2 separate regions of the Homo sapiens genome follow, and region 2 is linked to region 1. A link is a loop called in an ENCODE intact Hi-C map of the cell type or tissue named here. Cell type or tissue: B cell. All regions are shown on one strand.

Region 1 (2,500 bases):
AACCTAGTATTTTTGCCAGGAACATAAAGCTGCCTTAATTCCAAAGACTTCCCATAGTAGTCTATCTGTCTGTCTGTCTTCCTATGTATGTCATCCGACAACAATATCTGAGAAGCTCTCAGAGAGTTTTGTTTTCTGGAAGCTACCTATTTCTTAGAGTAGATGGTGGAAGTTGTATTTGATTAAAGTAAAGTACTTTTAAGTTTTCATTGCCTGTTCTTTATCTATCTTTCCGTTTGTTGTTGTTGTTGTTGTTGTTGTTGTTGTTGTTTTTGAGACAGTGTCTCACTCTGTTGCCTATGCTGGAGTGCAGTGGTACAATTACAGCTCACTGTAACCTTAAATTCCTGGGCTCAAGCAATCCTTCTGCCTCAGCCTCCAAAGTAGCTAGACTGCAGCTGCGTGCCACCACATCCAGCTATTTTTTTTTTTGGTAGGAATCTTGCTAGGTAGGGTCTTGCTATGTTGCCCAAGCTAATTTTGAATTCCTGGCCTCAAACAATTCTCCTGTCCTTGCCTTCCAAAGTGCTCAAATTACAGGCTACCACACCTGGCCTGTTTGTTCTTTCTGAAGATGCTGTATGCCTTGGGAGAGTTCATCAATAAAAGTGTCTGTAGTTTTCAACTGCATCTTTAATGAAATGTTATGACTAATTTTTCAACTAATATAAAGCAGACTGCTGTCAGAGCAACAAATAGTCTAGAATTTCTAGGCTTAGAATACTATTTTTTGTTTTGAGGTATATTTGAAGCTTCTAATTGAAAAGTATATTTCTTTCTATTCAATAAAATGCTGCTATAGATAGTAAGAACAATATTAATAATAGATATTGTACTTACCCAGTAGTCTTGCAAATTTCTTTTACATATATGTGGGGAAAACCATCTCTTTTAGTGCTGAAAATATCTGATGTGTTTGTTTTCTTCCTCCTACGATGCTAGAGAAAAGTATTTTCCTCATTCTGGTTTTAACGGAAGTCTATGTATTCTCTGCTTCTGTCTCACAGCAAGCTCTAATTGGCTCAGAAACAGCAGGGCGTGTTTAACAACTGGGAGGTTGGGGAAGGAAGAATATAGGTTTGGTTTCAGTTTCATTTCTCAGATCTGAAATTACAGCACCGCCTTTTCTATCTGAAATGCTTTTTAATAAGCTATGGCTATATACCACCTTCTGGTCTGCTTGGTTAAAATCTGAAGGCTTAACAATTTTTCCTCACTTGAGAGTTTTGAGGGCTGCAGAAAGCCCCATTGTCTTGTTATAGACAAACTGTGGGATATTCTGGCTTAATTGATCCCTTGGGAATATGAGTTTACATTGCAGTCCCAGCCTTGTAGAGCACCAGGTTGGAGATACTCTAGGTCAATATTTCACTGGCCTTTAAGGGTGGAGTTACTGTCCATTCCTGTTTTCCTAAAGTGTAAAGAATGTCTTTCAGGGATAGGACTTCTTTGAGCACCCCAATAAGTGCTAAATTCATTTATTGCAGAGCAGACCAGGGCTGCAGCAGACCTGATGGTCACATTGTAGAGATTTATCTTTTCTAAGGTCAGTGTCAGGGCCAGAGAGAAAACTGCCTGAGTGAGAGCAACAAAAATAGCTGATATTTTAAAAACTAACAGCAAGTACTGATATTTATTGTGTGTGCTCAATTAGCTTTTGGTTTCCACATCCCACAACTGATTCACACTGGTTTTAGATGAAAACATTTAAAAACATTTATTTTAAAATATTTATTGGGCGCTTACCATGTACCAGGCATTGTTCTAAATGTTTCATATTAACTTAATTACTCTTCACAACAATCTCCTGAGGTAGAGATTATTTTTATCTCAATTTTAAAGGTGAAGAAACTGAGGCATAGAGATTAAATAATATGGCTAAAGTTTGCATAACTAATACATGGCAGAGATTCGAATCCAGGTTTCAGGCCAGTGCTCTTAAATCCTGAGGTTTAGGAAGAAAGAAAGTGGCTATGAAGGACAGCCTAGATATGACCATTACACTTATCACCCTCAGGAGCCCTCCTCGTAAGGGGACCCTGGGCCTGAACTCCAAAACCTGGGTTTCACTTTGCATGGGGACCAGTGTGATGGTTAATTTTATGGGTCAACTTGACCGGGCCACAGAGTGCCTAGATATTTGGTCAAACATTATTCTGGTGGTTCTGTGAGGGTGAGGAGGCAGGACTAGCTTGCAGCTCCTGCTGGGACAGACAGGACAGCATGTGGAGACTCACATCATGAACTTTTGCTTCAAGAATTACTGCAGCAACATACCAGGAAAGCCAAGAGAATTCACAGACCCTTTGAAGGAACTGTATCGCCACTGCAGTTTCTCTGAGATGCCAAAAAGAAAAGTCATGAGTCTGCTTGCTTTCTCAGCAGGGAGGCTGATAGCCAGGGGCAAGTTCTCAGCCCTGGTCACCGACTGCCTGGAAATAGATTCGATGTTGTTGGCAGGGGCACAGTGGGAGTGAGACTGGCCTTTAGGAGTGTGGGT
Region 2 (2,500 bases), 980 kb before region 1:
AGAAGCTATATTTACTTCTCAGTAAACAATCAATCTCATGCTTCTCTCACTGCAAGTGAACTAGAGCCACTGATTTTAGAGTTTTTAAGAGAGTAGATCAGCTCTAGCAAGAACTCTAGCATTCTTCATAAAAGTTTCTTTAGATGCCACAAAATGAGACCTGCAGATTACAACATTAAGTATCCTGAAAATCAAACAAAATAATGAAAAAGGGTAATACTCCTCAATTCTCTGGTGGTCTCAAATAGAAAGGAGCACCACAACCTCACAGTACACCTCAGCTAATAGAACTATCTTTAAACACTAAAAGTAACTTTGTCTTCCCAGAGACAAATATCATTTCCTTAAAGATCCCATGTGTAGGAAAAAAATAAATAAATAAATAACTCTTTCTTATGCCTGGTATGGTTCAAACAAAAATTATTTTAAAAGCTACTTGGTCAAAAGTTTGTACATTGCATTGTCAGTAAAAGGGTAGTTTTCAAAAGCTACTTATTGCTGACTGTAAAAGGCACAATCAAATAACATTTGGGAGATTGAAAGCTAGGTTAATAAGGCTGTTAAATTGAAGAAAATGATTTTTTTTTTTTTTGAGACGGAGTCTCATTCTGTCGCCCAGACTGGAGTCCAGTGGCGCAATCTCGGTTTACTGCAACCTCCGCCTCCTAGGTTCAAGTGATTCTCGGGCCTCAGCTTCCCAAGCAGCTGGGACTACAGGCGTGTGCCACCACATCCAGCTAATTTTTGTTTTGTTTTGTTGTATTTTAGTAGAGATGGGGTTTCTCCATGTTGTTCAGGCTGGTCTGGAACTCCTGACCTCAGGTGATCCGCCCGCTTCGGCCTCCCGAAGTGCTGGGATTACAGGCGTGAGCCACTGCTCCCGGCCGAGAAACTGTTACATTATTAGCATCAGAGGAAGGCCCTTACCACACTCCAGTCACTACCATTACCACACTCTACACATCCTCCTTAATATGGGTATAAACCACCATTAGGGGCACTGCTACAGCCCACAGAACACTGAACCACACAGGGCAGCCTCCAGGATGACGGGCCAGCTGCCAACAGCATCTCCGTCAGGACCCCCACCAAGGGCCCCAACGACCACCGGGTCGTTCAAACCCACAGCCGCCAATCCAGCCACCGCCACTAGGGGCACCACTGCTGCGGTCAGTACAGACCGCTACAACCACAAATGCCGCAACCACGACCCCGTCTAGGATCAGATACACAGCCGGGGAGGCCAGCACCGCCCCCCAACACAAGGCAATGGCGGGTGCTACAGCCAGCGCCACCAGCAGCAGTGCCGCCGCCGCAGCCACTACTCCAGCCCCCAGCGCGCCTGCCACCAAAGCCACGCCAAGCATGGCCGCAGTCGCCCCCGCCCTTGCCATCCACTGAGCCGGTCGGGGCCACGGAGCCGCCCACGCCAGCCCTTCGGCCGCCTCAGCTGCGGCGCGCGCCCCACTCAGACCCTAAAGAATGTACGTACCACCCCTGCGGGCAGCTGGACCAGGTGGCCGGCGGCCAGACGGATCAGGTAGACCAGGCTGAGGGTGAAGGCGCAGGCGATCAGCAGCATGGACAAGAGGTTGCCGCCTGTCACCTTCTCCATCGCCTGGCCCAGCACCGACCCACCCGCCTGCAGCAAGCCCAGCAGCAGCATCCCAGCCGCCGCCGCCATTCACTCCGTCGGAAACACTGAAGGCCGAGGTCGCCACCGCTCCTCCCAATCGACGGAACGAGAGAAGCTGGCAGATGGTCGTCCACAGGGGGCCTTGCCCCAGGTCTCCTACTAAACCCAGCCCCACCCCTCGGGTCCCACGCGCGCCACCCCGTGCGTCACAGAATGGGGCGGGATGTTCCGCTGGCCACGCCCCTTAAATAACACTCTGTGAAGCCGTGGTCTTCTTGCGCGGGATAGGGCACCTGAGGAAGCGGGCTGCGCCTGTGGCACAGTGGTACGGGGCCGGAAGATAACTTACCTGAAGAGGCGATCAATCCCTGAGAATCGCGGGCGACCCGTTTTTTGTGTGCCCGGGTGCGGGGTGCCGGGACACGGCGTTGAAGGCGCTGAGCGGAGGGATCTCAGGGCGAGCTCGAGCGGCGACGGCGCGCTCTGTGATTGCACCGCGAGCGCCTGAGGTGATCTCGGCCTACATCGCGTCAGCGGGGCCTTGGGCGTGAGCACCGCCCCCTGTCCGGACGCAGGGTACTGGGGCACCTCGAACTGTGGCACCTCACCCTTCTCCGGGGCCACGTCTTGGGGACTCCGACAGCCCCAAATAAGCCCTCGGGGACTGGGGTTGTGAAAAGCGAGGTCGTGAAGACGCCGGCCTCATACCGAAGGGTAGGACGGTGAGGTCAGCCCCGTCCCACTCCAACTAAAATCAACCTGACAGGTATTAATATGCCACCATGAAGTTAACAAATGTTGGTGATTAAGTATGCTAGGTTTTACGAAAACAGATTTTCCAAAATAAATGTACATGTTTTAGGA

The links. A loop is a pair of places that touch in the nucleus more often than their neighbours do. Peaks named below come from ENCODE experiments on the same cell type or tissue, not always from the same donor. Only the 100,000 strongest peaks of a DNase experiment are listed, where the experiment ranks them.
Region 2: a loop joins it to region 1, with 6 times the contacts of the local background. A loop is called at or near these places in 5 of 110 quality-filtered maps.

The regions. Positions count from the first base shown.
Region 1 is chr7:93,117,023-93,119,522 of GRCh38, forward strand. It overlaps SAMD9 (sterile alpha motif domain containing 9), which reads right to left and starts at 957. Exons shown (of 3, transcript NM_017654.4): 1 at 841-957. In B cell, no CTCF peak of the experiment used is centred here; DNase peaks (open chromatin) are centred at 499 and 1,039; H3K4me3 peaks cover 1,617 bases; H3K27ac peaks cover 1,654 bases.
Region 2 is chr7:92,132,681-92,135,180 of GRCh38, forward strand. CYP51A1 (cytochrome P450 family 51 subfamily A member 1) reads right to left here and starts at 1,797. Exons shown (of 10, transcript NM_000786.4): 1 at 1,493-1,797. The coding sequence starts at 1,684. CYP51A1-AS1 (CYP51A1 antisense RNA 1) reads left to right here and starts at 1,883. Exons shown (of 3, transcript NR_122110.1): 1 at 1,883-2,402. RefSeq lists enhancers at 1,132-1,958, 1,133-1,182, 1,343-1,392, 1,763-2,422, 1,959-2,500. In B cell, CTCF peaks have their summits at 1,170 and 1,378; DNase peaks (open chromatin) are centred at 1,311 and 1,861; H3K4me3 peaks cover 2,290 bases; H3K27ac peaks cover 2,135 bases.